Regions from separate parts of the Homo sapiens genome. Here all the other regions are linked to region 1. The links are chromatin loops, found by intact Hi-C in ENCODE. Cell type or tissue: B cell. All regions are shown on one strand. Each heading gives the region's core, and the rest is flanking DNA. Links, peaks and the distances in the headings are about the cores only.

Region 1 (5,865 bases), core at 1,117-5,116:
AGGTTGCAGTGAGCCGAGATGGTGCCGTTGCACTCCAGCCTGGGTACCAAGAGCTAAACTCCATCTCAAAAACAAAAAACAAACAAACAAACAGAGTAAGTTGAAGTCCAGCCTGGGCAACACACCACTGGAATCCATCCCTTTGAAAGGTCATCACCCCTCCACAGCCAAGCTGAGATTTAAAGCCCTCCAAGTAAAGTCGAACATGTTCCCTACTTGGAAATGAATATTCTTGTTTTGGGTCCTAGGATACTCTCCATAAATCATGAACCTTATGATACTTAAAGGAGTAAGAAAACCTACCAACTATCCTAAACTACCCGGCGCAGTCTTTTCTTTCTAACCTTGCAAACAGGTTGTATCCCAGGAGAGGGAGCCCCATTCCTGGAGGTACTGCAATACCAGGTCGACGCGTGGAGTGGACAGAGCAAGCTCCTATTTCATCTCCCTGCTCCAAAAATCTATCTAATATAATTGTTCTCTGATAGAGGACGTATCAGATATTAAACTGATAAGAACAGATACTACACTTGATCTTAGCCAAAAGGACGAGAAGAGATGTCGTCGCCTTCCTCCCTGCCATCACCGTCCCACTCTCATCTACATTCAAGACGCGGTGAGAGCCCCAGCCTCGCTCCTTGCCTCATTCACTTTGTCTTGTCCACACCAATATTGACGCCATTACACACTCGGGCTGATTTCTTATTCTCCACGTTTTAAAAGAAAAATCTGCCGGGCGCAGTGGCTCACGCCAGTAATCCTAACACTTTGGGAGGCCGAGGCGGGTGGATCACAAGGTCAGGAGATCAAGACCATTCTGGCAAACACGGAGAAATCCCGTCTCGACTCAGGAGCTCGAGACCAGCCTGGGGAACACGGTGAAACCCCATCTCTACTAAAAATACAAAAAAATTAGCCGGGCGTGCCGGGCGCGGTGACTCACGCCTGTAATCCCAGCACTTTAGGAGGCCGAGGCAGGTGGATCACGAGGTCAGGAGATCGAGACCATTCTGGATAACACGGAGAAACCCCGTCTCTATTAAAAATACAAAAATTAGCCGGGCGTGGTGGCACGTGCCTGTAGTCCCAGCTACTTGGGAGGCTGATGCAGGAGAATCTCTTGAACCTGGGAGTCCGAGGTTGCAGTGAGCCAAGATTGCGCTACTACACTCCAGCCTGGGCGACAGAGTGAGACTCCATCTAAAAAAAAAACAAAAACAAAAAAACAAAAATTAGTCAGGCGTGGTGTCGCGCGCCTGTAATCCCAGCTACTAGGGAGGCTGGGCAGTAGAATCACTTGAACCCGGGAGGCGGAGGTTGCAGTGAACCGAGATCGCGCCACTGCACTCCAGCTTGGGCGACAGAGCGAGACTCTGTCTCAAAACAACAACAAAACAACAACAACAACACAAAAACCAAGAGAAATCTTACACCAGTTCTAGTTCCGGGGTTTCCGGGCTTTCATTTCGAATTTGCATGCCCTGCCCTTTCCCAGGAGGCGTGGCCACCGCGGTTGACTCCACCCCCGGGCCCGCCTCCAGCTAAGGAGCCGCGGCTGGGCTAGGGGCGACTTCCTTGTTTGTATGAGCGAAAAGACTGAACCAAAAGAGACAGGGGGTGAAAACAAGATAGGTCTGTGGAAGAGACCTGTAGGCGGAGAGCGGTCCCTGTTTTCCTGGAGAAAGACGAGTCGCAAGATATCATCACCAGGGGAAACCAGGCTGAGCTGGATCTTTACGTCGTCACCAGTGGGCGGGGAGACCAGCCTTGTACCCACTGGACAGCGGGCCCATTCCGAGTCAGGGAAGCAGAAGGCCTGGAGGAGCTTCGGGGAGCAGGGGCTGGAGTTCCTCTGCCAGGCAGGAGGCTGACACCAGACACCGGGCAGAGGGAGGCGGCGCATGGACGGCGAGGGCCCAGCAAGGATTCTCCCCAGCCCCTGTGCCTGCGTCTCCTGCGGCTTCTGTGCGCGGACCGTGTCCTGTGCTGTGTAGGGAAAGCTGCTTCTCTGCTTGGGACGTGGATTCCTTTACCCTCCTCCTCGCCTGACTACTTCTGACGCGGGTCGTCAGGACTCCGCTTGGGTGTCACCCGTCCAGGAAGCCTCCCTTAATTAAGGGCCCTCGGCACCCACCCCATATGTGATTAGCAGCCCTCCTGTGTATTTCATCGCACCTCGTTGTTTATATCAACTACTCCACTCACCACCCTTCTGGGCAGTCCTTTATCTCCCCCTCTGAAATCCGATCGCTGAGGGCTGGGACCCTCATCAGTACTTATCCCCGTTTCTCTGCGCTAGTCTAATTAGTGCCTGGCAAGTTGAAGGCGCTCAGTAAACGTTTGTGGAGCGAAGAAACGACGGATAGGGCGTAATGAGCACGACACACGCAATCAGAGAGGACGCAGTTAGGAGGCTATTGGCCCGGGGCAGGCGTGAAGGGGGAAGATCGGGCTCGGGGTGGGAGGACACCAGAGGGCGGGGTGACTGTCGGGGTGCTCTGGAGGAAGATGGGCGTCAAGGCCCCCAGCAAGGTTGGGATAAATTTTCTCTCTGAGGCACAGACTGCCGCCTGTAGCGTCAGCATTTACCATTCCCGTCCTCCTTCCTAACACAACAGTTGAGATGAGAGTTTATGGCTCTTTTATTTGATTTCAGAAAAGCAAGAAGGTATCATAGATCCGATAGTGACACTCAGTCAGTCATGCTCCCCCTGCAGGATGGAAAGCCGGATGGCAGGGATTGCCTGGTGAACAACCAGGTCAAAAAATATAAACTGTGCCTTTCCCAATGCCAGCCTCGGGTCCGAGGGCTCTACGTGCATTATCTCTTTTAGTTCACTCGACAGCCCTAAGAGATGGGCGTTATTATTAGCCACGGCCAGGATTAGGGTGAGGTCATTCCTCTAGGTTCGAATTTCAGGGGGTGATCCTCCAGAACCCTTCAGTAATCAAAATAAATAATAGTTCAATGCAATATATCTTATCTCGATTATAAGATAATCAAGCCATTTATCTGGATTGCTGAGTCTTTTGGTGCCCCCTTATTTTTTTTTTTAACCTCTCAGCAAGTGTTTCCCTCATTTCACTTTACCCCAGTCTCCACCGAGTCATTGTCATCTCCATTCTATTACCCTGTGAAGTGCAATATGGCAGCCACCCACCTCGGCCTCCCAAAGTGCTGAGATTATAGGCGTGAGCCACTGCGCCTGGCCTGTCTGTCTGTCTGTCTATCTATCTATCTATCTATCTATCTATCTGTTCTTTTTTCTGAGACGGAGTCTCGCACTGTCGCCCGGGCTGGAGTGCAGTGGCGCTATCTCAGCTCACTGCAACCTCCGCCTCCCGTGTTTAAGCGACTCTCCTGCGTCAGCCTCCCAAGTAGCTGGGACTACAGGTGCGTGCCACCACACCGGACTGATTTTTTGTATTTTTAGTAGAGACGGGGTTTCACCGTGTTAGCCAGGATGGTCTCCATCTCCTAACCTCGTGATCCGCGTGCCTCGGCCTCCCAAAGTGCTGGGATTACAGGCATGATCCACCGCGCCTGGCCATATCTATCTATATTTTGAGACAAGGTTTCCCTCTGTTGTCCAGGCTGGAGTGCAGTGTTACAATCACGGTTCACTCACCATACACCAAGATAAATGCCAAGTGGGCCAAAGATTTCAAAGTGAAAAAAATGGAACTATAAAAGTATATAAGGGCCAAGGCCAGGCGCGGTGGCTCACGCCTGTAATCCCAGCACTTTGGAAGGCCGAGGAGGGCAGATTACGACGTCAGGAGTCAGAGACCAGCCTGGCCAATGTAGTGAAACCCCATCTCTACTAAAAATAAAATTAGCTGGGTGTGATGGCACGCACTCGTAGTTCCAGCTACTCAGGGGGCTGAGGCGGGAGAATCGCTTGAACTCGGAGGTGGAGGTTGCAGTGAGCCAAGACCATGCCACTGCCCTCCAGCCTGGGTGACAGAGTGCGACTCTGTCTCAAAAAAAAAAAAAAGTATATGAGGGCCAAGCACGGTGGTTCATGCCTGTAATTCCAGCACTTTGGGAGGCCAAGGTGGGCAGATTGCTTGAGCCCAAGAGTTTGAGACCAGCCTGGGCAATATAGCAAGACCTCGTCTCTACAAATAATTTTTAAAAATAAAAATAAAAATTGTAAAAAAAAAGACCAAAAAAAAAAGTATAGAGGACACCAGGGGTGGTGGCTCATGCCTGTAATCCCAACACTTTGGGAGGGCAAGGTGGGAAGATCACTTGAGCCCAGCAATTCAAGACCAGCCTGAACAACACAGGGATACCCTGTCTCTACAAAATACTAATAATAGGCCGGGCATGGTGGCTCATGCCTGTAATCCCAGCACTTTGGGAGGCTGAGGTGGGCGGAGCACCTGAGGTCGGGAGTTCGAGACCAGCCTGACCAACGTGGAGAAACCCCATCTCTACTAAAAATACAAAATTAGCCAAGTGTGGTGGCGCATGCCTGTAATCCCAGCTACTGGGGAGGCCGAGGCAGGAGAATTGCTTGACCCAAGGAGGCGGAGGTTGTGGTGAGGCGAGATGGTGCCATTGCACTCCAGCCTGGGCAACAAGAGCAAAACTGTCTCAAAAAAAAAAAAAAAAAAAATAGGCTGGGCACTGTGGCTCACGCCTGTAATCCCAGCACTTTGGGAAGCCGAGGCCGAGGTGGGCGGATCACGAAGTCAAGAGATCGAGACCATCCTGGTCAACATGGTGAAACCCTGTCTCTACTAAAAATACAGAAATTAGCTGGGCGTGGTGGTGCGTGCCTGTAGTCCCAGCTGCTTGGGAGGCTGAGGCAGGAGAATCGCTTGAACCTGGGAGGTGGAGGTTGCAGGGAGCCGAGGTGGTACCATTGCACTCCAGCCTGGGTGACAGAGCGAGACTCCATCTCAAAAATAAAATAAATAAATAAATAAATAAAATAAATAGTAATAATAAATAAAAATTAGCCAGGCATGGTGGTGTGCATCTGTGGTCTTAGCTACTTAGGCAGGCTGAGGCGGGAGCATCACTTGAGCCCAGGAGGTTGAGACCAGCCTGAGCAACATAGTGAGACACCATCACTATTAAAAGGAAAAAATGTAGTAAAATATGAAGCTTTTTTCTTTCTTCTTCCCTCTCTCTCCACTTGTCACCATGTTTTTCACTTTCTATTTCATGATCACACTCCTCAGGCACAGGACAGAGGTAGGAGAGTGCAGACTCTTGCAGGAGTCCAGAGGCCCTCTGTCCCACAACTTAGGATGGTCCCTGTGACCTCAAAACTCACTAGTCAAGTAGGAGGTCTGAGCTCCCAGTGGAGTAACCAGCCATCCAGTTTGCTAGGGGATTAGGGGTTTCCTGGAATATGGGACTTTGAGAACTAAAACTGGCAAAGTTCCAGGTGATCAGGGAGAGTTGGTTACCCTAGAGCTCTGAGCTGTGCCAGACCTCAGAGTGGGCTCCAAATTTTGGGGGAAATGAGAACAACCATCCTGATATAGTTCACAGGTGGCTTTCCCCAAGGGTGGCACATGCTGAAAGGATGCAGTCAGGGGGATGCAGCTGGTCTTCGGTGGTCTCCGGAGCCCACAGGGAGGCAGAGGAGCCCCCCCACCCCACGAACTATAGGCTTATTGCCTTTCGCACACCAAGTCCCAAGAGCCCATAACACCTCTTTCGACCATCAAGGCCCTCATTCTGCTCCTCAGGAAGTCCTGGCACCCAGGCCATGAAATCTGGCTTTGAGACTGACATTCTTGCTGAGACTGGGGTATTCTCCTTTTACCCATATCTAAGAGCCTGTGAGTTTCCTTTTGTGTCCAATAAGGGCTAATCCTGGGTGGTCTATGACTGCCTGTCTG
Region 2 (4,710 bases), core at 1-4,000, 410 kb before region 1:
ATACCTATGTAACAAACCTGCATGTTCTGCACATGTATCCCAGAACTTTAAGTTAAAAAATAAGCCAGGCGCGGTGGCTCACGCCTGTAATCCCAGCACTTTGGGAGGCCGAGGCGGGCAGATCACCTGAAGTCGGGAGTTCGAGACCAGCCTGAGCAACAAGGAGAAACCCCATCTCTACTAAAAATACAAAATTAGCTGGGCGTGGTGGTGCATGCCTGTAATCCCAGCTACCCAGGAGGCTGAGGCAGGAGAATTGCTTGAACCCGGGAGGCGGAGGCCATGGTGAGCTGAGATCACGCCACTGCACTCCAGCCTGGGCAACAAGAGTGAAACTCCGTCTCAAAATAAATAAATAAATAAAAATAAAAAGAGAGACTAATACAGTTGGAAAAAAAAGATTAGGCAGGACTTGTTGAGTGATTGAATATTGGCTGGAAAGGAGGCAAGGACAATCCCAGCTGTAACCTGGGTACATGGAGAGAAGAAGCAGGCCACTTTCCACACACCCACCTTGATATCCTCCTTGGTAAGCCGCGGCCAGGCCACCTTTTCCTTCCATTTTCTCACAAAACAAGTAATAGAGCGGGAAGAGCGCTTATCCTGGGAGTCCTGCCAGATAGAGAGCCTCATTCTTAGGGTCTGGGGTTTAGAATTAATCTCCAGTTTCCCTGGGCAGCCCGGTTTCCATCCAAACCTTACTGTCCCATTTCACCCTTACCTTGGAGTTCACTTTGGCATAGAACTCAATCTCATTGTACAACTCCACTCCATCGGCATTCTTGCAGCTGAGGAGACAATGAAGCTGAGGAGATGCGGAATACTCCGTGTGGGGACATTAGGAAAGGGGTAGATTCCTGGGAAGCCAGGCCCTCGGACGGCAGGGCCACTACCTGAACACAATGCGGTGATCCTCAATAAGCACGTGGACATCGGTGCTGTCCTCAACACAAAACTCCATGAACACATACCTGGGCCTGTCGTACCACAAGGTCCGGGCGTGCTGCCTGAAGAGAAGTTGAGGTGTGGCTTCATAGGGGTGGGAGAGGGAAGACTGAGGTCATTTGGGAAGGGACTACCCAGGGACCTTTGATGCCACAGTTTTTTCAAAGTGGAGCTAAATGAGACAGAAGGGGTGAAAGGGAAGGGAATGACAGGAGTGGGTGGGTGTGGTGAATGTGAACCTGGGAAGAATAGAACGTGCAAGACTAGGAAACTAGGAGGTCAGGGAGAACATTCAGGTCACACCTTCCCTCACCCCACAGTTACAGAGACCAGGGGTCCGGGGCTCCCGTGGGGCCTCACAGAACCTGGAGCGCCCAGAAGACTTGGAGCAGGGAATCTCCAGGGAAAAGGGCCAGGGGGAGCACCGGAGCCGGAAACACTCACCGTGCCATTGCGGCTCCCGCTCCAGGGTGGCATTTAGAGTTCCAGGCAGGGGCCGCTATCTTTAGATCCTGGGGACGCCCCCAGCAGCTGCCTCTCCTTATATGGTCGGGAGAGCAGTTGAGAGGAAGAGAGAACATGACCTGGCAGCCAAGGGATCTGCACTCTGGAGATACTCTGGGACAGCTTCATCCTTGCAGCCCTTCACCGTGGGGTCTTCAGAAATGCATAGACTATGAAGAGACAACCCATCTGCTGGAACCAGGGCAAAGGCTGCCCTAGACGCTACACACAGGGAATGACTTTTCCCCGGTATCATTCACCTGTTTCTCCGACGCTTACTGCTCAGTGTCTGATTCACAATAGGCGCTCAATAAAACATTATTGTCCTGAATTAAATTCCCGGGGAAGGCGCGCCCTCGGGGACTTGGGTACTTCAGGCCCCGCCCACCACTCCCCTGGGGTTCCAGGCCACCGCGCCGTTGCCATGGCAGCAGGGGGGCGCGGCTGACGTGCGGTGGTGTTTCCGGGAAGATGGCGGCTGTCGAAGCGGCTGCAGAGCCGGTAACGGTGGTGGCGGCTGTTGGGCCAAAGGCGAAAGACGAAGAGGAGGAGGAAGAGGAGCCGCTGCCACCGTGCGAGGCGGTGCGCTGGGCCCCAGTGGGGGCGGTGGCGGAGGCCCGGCCTGGGGCAACCGCGTTTTTAGAAGAGGCGACGGCCGAGGAGCCTGGCGCGGCCCCGGGCTCCCCGCCGGATTCGCCGGGCCGGACGCTGCGGCGGCTGCGGGCAGAGCGGCGGCGGCTGGACTCGGCGCTGCTGGCGCTGTCCTCGCACTTCGCGCAGGTGCAGTTCCGCCTGCGCCAGGTGGTGCGCGGGGCGCCGGCGGAGCAGCAGCGCCTTCTGCGGGAGCTCGAAGACTTCGCCTTCCGCGGCTGCCCTCACGTCCTAGGTTACGAAGGGCCCGGCGACCCCGCCAGCGATGAGGGCGATGGGCTGCCAGGGGACCGGCCATGGTTGCGGGGCGAGGACCAGGTGAGTGGCTGGAGCCGGGCCGCGAGGAATATGGGAATAGTGGGGTCGTGTGGGTGGCGATCCAGACCCGGATGATGGTGCATGCGGGGAGAAGCCTCCCCGACTCGGTCGGTGAGTACGTGTGTCGGAGACCAGGGGACTGGAGTGCGGGGCCGGCTGAAGGGCAAGAGGACAGAGGCCTGGGAACCTGAGGGTGAGCGGTGTGCACGGAGGATGTGGAGAGATGTCGGTGCGTGATGACGTGAGTGGTAGAGGAGCGGTGAGCGAAGTGAGTCGTTGAGAGGGCAGCAGAGCAGCCAAGAGCAGTGCTGCGCCCACTCACCTTTCCCTCACGTATCTCAGTCTTGAACACTTTGGCTGCTAGAGGACCCCGACTCTGGGGATTGGGAAAATTGGCAAAGGAAAGGAAAGTGAGTTGGAATCCGTGGAAATTTAGGTTAACTCCCTGTCCCTGCTTTCCTGAAATCTAGGCAGTCTTTACACTTCTTTGGGTGGGAGTTTGGATTAACAGCAGGGTCTCTTAGTAACTGAAATAAACACAACTCTTGATTAGATAAATTTCCTAATGTTGGAATTTTTCCTTTTTAAGAGACGGGAGGGTCTTGGTATGTTGCCCAGGCTGGTCTCGAACTCCTGGTCTCAAGCCATCCTCCCGCCTCAGCCTCAGGACTACAGGCGTGTGCCACCGTGCAGGCTATAATGTTGAAATTTTTAAACTCTTCCTCCATCCTGCTTAATCATTAGGCATTCTGAATGAGGTCCTCTGATAACTGACAAGATCGATTCAGTGTGCCTACCCCAGAAGTAGTGAAACTATGTATAAGACACCAGGTAAACGTTTCCTTACAAGCTTTGCATCTCTGGAAGTGCACAAAGTGCTGGCTTTATTGGAAGTGTTGAGGTACACTGCCTTTTCACTTTTTTTTTTTGAGACAGAGTCTCACTCTGTCACCTAGGCCAGACTGCATTGGCGCAATTTCTGCTTACTGCAACCTCTGCCTCCTGGGCTCAAGCAATCCTCCTGCCTCAGCTTCCCCAGTATCTGGGACTACAGGTGTGTGCCACCACACCCAGTTAATTTTGTTTATTTTTTGTTGAGGCGGGGTTTCACCACATTGCCCAGGCTGGTCTCGAACTCCTGAGCTCAAGCGATCTGCCCTCCTCAGCCTACCAAAGTGCTGGGATTAGAGAAGTGAGCCACCATGCCCCATCCCTTTTCACCATTTTATTCTTCAAACTACAATCTACATGTGGCTTTCTTCCCACTTACATTGGTTTTAGCCAAGAAGATTTATCAAGCAGATAATGATTTGTTTATTTTAGTCTGAACTGTTTCCAGTGCAATCCTGTGTTTACTGTTCCACCCTTCTCCACATACCTGCAACTCCTTACACAAGGAGCAGCCACCTCAAACTGTCAGATTTAAGGGCTAGAAAGGGGTGGACAGCACCAAAGGTTCTACATGATAGGAAACTCTGTTGTTCATTTTCACCTTTAGAAACAGTAGGCCAACCCCATTTTCCATGATGTGATTATGACACATTGCATGCCTGTAGCAACATTTCATGTACCCCATAAATATATACACATACTATGTACCCATAAAAATTAAAAACTAGCCCAGCGCAGTGGCTCACGCCTGTAATCCTAGCACTTTGGGAGGCCAAGGCGGGCGGATCACCTGAGGTTGGGAGTTCGAGACCAGCCTGACCAACATGATGAAACCCCGTCTCTACTAAAAATACAAAAAAAAAAAAAAAAAACTAGCCAGACATGGTGGCACATTCCTGTAATCCCAGCTACTCGGGAGGCTGAGGCAGGAGAATCGCTTGAACCTGGGAGGCAGAGGTTGCGGTGAGCCAAGATCGTGCCATCGCACCCCAGCCTGGGGCAACAAGAGTGAAACTCTGTCTCAAAAAAAAACACACAAAAAATTAAAAACTGAAAAAAAAAAAAAGACTGTGTGCAGTGGCTCATGACTGTAATCCCAACACTTGGGGAGGCGAAGGCTGGAGGAGGATCACTTGAGCCCAGGAGTTGGAGGCTGCAGAGAGCTATGATCATACCGCTGCACTCCAGCCTGAGTAACAGAGCAAGACCCTGTCTCAAAAAAAAAAGGCAAAAGAAACATTGTACCACCTTAAAAAAAAAAAAAAAAAGTAGTGCTCAATCCACCTACAAGTTGTAATCTTGTATTTATACATTGAATACATTGACAGGTGAACAGGTAGGACCAGAGTAGGGAATATCATTGAACTGAATGATTTACTTCTTACCACTTACCTTTTTTTT
Region 3 (4,710 bases), core at 1-4,000, 380 kb before region 1:
TTGGCGTCCCAAAGTGCTGGGATTACAGGTGTGAGCCACTGCACCCAGCCAGGAAACTTTTTAATTGAATCTTCACACACTTAAGTATTAAGGCATCTCTATTGAGACAGACTTCTATTAAGTAGCTTGCCTACTCAGGGTCACAGAAATGGGGCTGAATTTAAAACTTTTGAGGAAAAATACAGCAAATTTTTTTCCACTCTACCTCAAGGCCCAAGTGTAAATACTGTTCCTACCAGGTTTGGATCCATGCTTTGATTCCTAGCCCTGTGACCTTGGGCAAGTTTCTAATGCTCTGTGCCTCAATTTTCTCATCTGTAAAGTGAAGAAAATAGAACCAACTTCATGGCATTGTTTTGAAGAGTTAATTCATGTAAGGCACAAGCGTGTTGGGCAGACGATAGCTCTCCTTGCTGGCCACTGTTAACAGTTTTGTGAACTTTTTTCTTTTTTTTTTTTTTGAGCCAGAGTCTCGCTCTGTCACCCAGCTGGAGTGCAGTGGCACGATCTCGGCTCACTGCAAGCTCCGCCTCCCGGGTTCAAGCGATTCCCCCGTCTCAGCCTCCCGAGTAGCTGGGACTACAGGCGCATGCCACCACGCCCGGCTAATTTTTGTATTTTTAGTAGAGACAGGGTTTCCCCATGTTGGTCAGGCTGGTCTCAAACTCCTGACCTCAAGTGATTCACCGCCTCAGCCTCCCAAAGTGCTGGGATTACAGGCGTGAGCCACTGCACCCAGCCTTTTTTTTTTTTTTTTTTTTTTTTTTAAGAGACAAGATTCACTGTGTTGCCCAGGCTGGCCTCGAACTCCTGGGCTCAAGCAGTCCTCCTGCCTCAACCTGCTGGAACTATAGGCACATGTTACCAGTGGGCCCAGCTGCTGGGATTGGCACTTTTTTTTTTTTTTTAGTCAGAATCTCACTCTGTTGCCCAGGCTGGAGTGCAGTGGTGTGATCCGGCCCGGCTAATTTTTTGTATTTTAGTAGGGACAGGGTTTCACCATGGTGGCCAGGATGGTCTCGTGATCCACCCGCCTGGACCTCCCAAAGTGCTGGGATTACAAGGCATGAGCCACTGCGCCTGGCAGTTTTGTGAACTTGAACTGTGGACTTTATCTGTCCTGATTGTGTTTCTCATTCATTCAGCAATTATTATTTTTTGAGATGGAGTTTCGCTCTTGTCACTCAGGCTGGAGTGCAACAGCGCGATCTTGGCTCAATGCAACCTCTGCCTCCCAGGTTCCAGCTATTCTCCTGCCTCGGCCTCCCAAGTAGCTGGGATTACAGGAATACACCACCACACCCGGATAATTTTTGTATTTTTTTAGTAAAGACGGGGTTTCACCACGTTGGCCAGGCTGGTGTCTAACTTGGGATCTCAGGTGATCTGCCCACCTGGGCCTCCCAAAGTGCTGGGATTACAGGTGTGAGCCACCGCACCCGGCAGTTTTGTGAACTTGAACTATGGGCGTTATCTGTCCTGACTGTGTTTCTCATTCATTCAGCAATTATTGTTTTATTTATTTTTTGAGATGGAGTTTCACTCTTGTCACCCAGGCTGGAGTGCAATGGCACCATCTCAGCTCAATGCAACCTCTGCCTCCGGGTTCCAGCTATTCTCCTGCCTCGGCCTCCCAAGTAGCTGGGATTACAGGAATGCACCTCCACGCCCGGCTAATTTTTGTATTTTTTTAGTAAAGGTGGGGTTTCACCATGTTGGCCAGGCTGGTCTCTAACTCCTGACCTCAGGTGATCTGCCCGCCTGGGCCTCCCAGAATGCTGGGATTACAGGTGTGAGCCGCCGCACCCAGCTCATTCAGCAATTATTTTATCAATGTTCAATGTGCCCAGCATTATTCTAGGCTCTAGGGAAATAATCCATTGACAAAGCAGGGTCTACCAATGGGCTTGTCGGAGATTGCTGGGAATGGTTGATGGGGGCCAGTTTGCAGTTGGGGTGAGGTGGCTTTCCTTGAGGCAGCCTGGCTGAGTGAAGTCGACTTTGCTGACCAAGAAGGCTCCTCCCAGGGGTGGGGAAGCCTCGGCAGGGGGCGGCATGTGAGCGCCAGAAGGCAGGGATTTCACGGAAATGAAAGTGGAAGCAAACAGCCTGCGAGCAGAGCCTCCTGAGGTGTATTTCGGGTCTTGCTGGGGCTGAGAGAGACCACAGCCCTTTGGGGGGTACAAACAAGAGTTCAGTTGCTGTGAATTCTGCCACTGTGCCCAGCTCTGAAGCCTCAGCTCTTGCCAAACAGACCCGAGACCCATGTCAGCCCCACTGGATGCCGTAAGTGAGGAGGAGGGAGTTGGGAAGTGGGGAAACAGGAGTAATCCTCTTGGCTAGGAACCTGCAGATATCTCAGGGCCTGGCAGCCAAGCCTCACCCTGCCCATCTCAGACCTGCTGAAGGGCTGGGGAGAAACACAGGGCTGGGGTTGCCTCTGCAAGAGTTGGTTCCCTAACCTATTGCCTCAGACAGGAGGAGCTCATTAAATCCTGTGTGTGTACACTTCTCTGGAGAGAGAATCTGTAGTTTCCATCAGATACTCAGCGGGTTCTGTGACCCAAATAACAATTGTTCTAGGCCGGGCGTGGTGTCTCACGCCTGTCATCCTAGCACTTTGGGAGGCCTTGGCAATACAGTGAAAATCCGTCTCTACTAAAATACAAAAAATTAGCTGTGTGTGGTGGTGTGCGCCTGTAATCCCAGCTACTTGGGAGGCTGAGACAGGAGAATCACTTGAACCTGGGAGGCGGAGGTTGCAGTGAGCCGAGATTGCATCACTGCACTCCAGCCTGGGTGACACAGCGAGACTCTGTCTAAAAAAAAAAAAAAAAAAATTAAACTAAAGGAATTAGGCTGGGTGTGTTGGCTCACACCTGTAATCCCAGCCAGCACTTTGGGAGGCTGAGGCGTGTGGATCACTTGAGGTTAGGAGTTCGAGACCAGCCTGGCCAACATAGCAAAACCCCATCTCTACTAAAAACACAAAAATTAGCCAGGCATGGTGGCACACACCTGTAATCCCAGCTACTAGGGAGACTGAGGCGGGAGAATTGCTTGAACCTGGGAGGCAGAGGTTGCAGTGAGCCGAGATTGTACCACTATGCTCCACTCTGGGCAACAGAGGGAGACTGTCTCTCACACACACACACACACAAAATTTATATATATATATATATATATATATACTATAAGAATTATACTTTAAGAATCACACTAGGTAATCCATAGATTAACACGGTAAAAACTTATCCCACTGCTTAGCACCTACAGAGCATTCAATATGTGTTTCTTCTTAATATTATTATTGCCAACCTTTTCAGAACCCCAGTTCCCCAAGGACAATCCCTTTTTTTTTTTTTTTTTTGAGACGGAGTCTCACTCTGTCTCCTAGGCTGGAGTACAGTGGCATGATCTCGGCTCACTGCAACCTCTGCCTCCCGGGTTCAAGCGATTCTCCTGCCTCAGCCTCCCAAGTAACTGGGAGTACAGGCACGTTCCACCATGCCTGGCTAATTTTTTGTATTTTTAGTAGAAATGGAGTTTCACCGTGTTAGCCGGGATGGTCTTGATCTTCTGACCTCGTGATCTGCCCCCCTCAAGCTCCCAAAGTGCTGGGATTACAGGTGTAAGCCACCATGCCCGGACTTTTCTTTCCTTTTTTTTTTTTTTTTTTTTTTGAGATGGAGTTTCACTCTTGTTGCCCAGGCTGAAGTGCAATAGCATGATCTTGGCTCACTGCAACCTCTGCCTTCCAGATTCAAGTGATTCTCTTGCCTCAGCATCCCAAGTAGCTGGGATTATAGGCACACATGCCACCACGCCTGGCTCATTTTTTTTTTTTTTTTTTTTTTTTGAGATGGAGTCTCGCTCTGTCACCCAGGCTGGAGTGCAGTGGCAGGATCTCGGCTCACAGCAAGCTCCGCCCCATGGGTTCATGCCATTCTCTTGCTTCAGCCTCCCAAGTAGCTGGGACTACAGGCACCCGCCACCACGCCCAGCTAGTTTTTTGTATTTTTGGTAGAGATGGGGTTGCACTGTGTTAGGCAGGATGGTCTCGAACTCCTGACCTCGTGATCCGCCTGCCTCAGCCTCCCAAAGTGCTGGGATTACAGGCGTGAGCCACCGTGCCCAGCATGGCTAATTTTTTGTAGAGACAGGGTTTCAGCATGTTGGCCAGGCTGGTCTCGAACTCCTGACCTCACATGATCTGCCTCCCTTAGCCTCCCAAAATGCTGAGATTACAGGCTTGAGCCACAGCACCCGGCTTTATATACGTTAAATTGGGCCATCTTTTTCAAATAAAAATCCAGATTTTTTGTTTTTTGGAGACAAGATCTCACTGTTTTTTCCAGGCTGCAGTGCAGTGGCTGGATCATGGCTCACTGCAGCCACCTCCACCTCTAGGGATCAATAGATCCTTCCATCTCAGCCTCCCGAGTAGCTGGGACTACAGGCATGTGCCACCATGCCTGGCTAATTTTTAAATATTTTGTAGAGGTAGAGTTTTGTCCTGTTGCCCAGGCTGGTCTCAGACTCCTGGGCTCAAGCGATCTGCCTCCCTTGGCCTCCCAAAGTGCTGGGATTACAGGCATGTGCCACAACAACCTGCCCAGATTTTTTATTTCTATTAAAAATGGGAAGATTAGGGGGCCTGGGTCCGTGGCTCCTGCCTGTAATCCCAGCACTTTGTGAGGCTGAGTTGGG

The links. Hi-C counts contacts between places; a loop is a spot of excess contacts. Peaks named below come from ENCODE experiments on the same cell type or tissue, not always from the same donor. Only the 100,000 strongest peaks of a DNase experiment are listed, where the experiment ranks them.
Region 2: it touches region 1 in a loop (18-fold over the local background); 4 of 110 quality-filtered maps call a loop at or near these places.
Region 3: it touches region 1 in a loop (22-fold over the local background); 4 of 110 quality-filtered maps call a loop at or near these places.

Annotation. Positions count from the first base shown.
Region 1 is chr17:43,386,858-43,392,722 of GRCh38, forward strand. It overlaps LINC00910 (long intergenic non-protein coding RNA 910), which reads right to left and starts at 2,041. Exons shown (of 6, transcript NR_027412.1): 1 at 1,432-2,041. It also overlaps the pseudogene RNU2-4P. RefSeq lists enhancers at 92-607, 608-1,123, 1,414-2,167, 1,621-1,850, 2,168-2,921 and a silencer at 1,764-2,058. In B cell, for the core only: CTCF peaks have their summits at 2,710 (motif pointing left) and 2,910; DNase peaks (open chromatin) are centred at 1,534 and 2,444; H3K4me3 peaks cover 1,968 bases; H3K27ac peaks cover 2,128 bases.
Region 2 is chr17:42,978,657-42,983,366 of GRCh38, forward strand. It overlaps PTGES3L-AARSD1 (PTGES3L-AARSD1 readthrough), which reads right to left and starts at 1,872. Exons shown (of 17, transcript NM_001136042.2): 1 at 1,390-1,872; 2 at 894-1,007; 3 at 722-788; 4 at 514-612. The coding sequence starts at 1,526. It overlaps PTGES3L (prostaglandin E synthase 3 like), which reads right to left and starts at 1,424. Exons shown (of 7, transcript NM_001261430.2): 1 at 1,390-1,424; 2 at 894-1,007; 3 at 722-788; 4 at 514-612. The coding sequence starts at 1,397. It overlaps RUNDC1 (RUN domain containing 1), which reads left to right and starts at 1,909. Exons shown (of 5, transcript NM_173079.5): 1 at 1,909-2,418. The coding sequence starts at 1,921. RefSeq lists an enhancer at 1,836-1,905 and a silencer at 1,976-2,225. In B cell, for the core only: CTCF peaks have their summits at 2,330 and 2,530; DNase peaks (open chromatin) are centred at 1,895 and 2,585; H3K4me3 peaks cover 2,302 bases; H3K27ac peaks cover 2,781 bases.
Region 3 is chr17:43,004,683-43,009,392 of GRCh38, forward strand. IFI35 (interferon induced protein 35) reads left to right here and starts at 2,102. Exons shown (of 7, transcript NM_001330230.2): 1 at 2,102-2,286. The coding sequence starts at 2,266. RefSeq lists an enhancer at 1,962-2,271. In B cell, for the core only: a CTCF peak has its summit at 2,038 (motif pointing right); a DNase peak (open chromatin) is centred at 2,079; H3K4me3 peaks cover 745 bases; H3K27ac peaks cover 1,128 bases.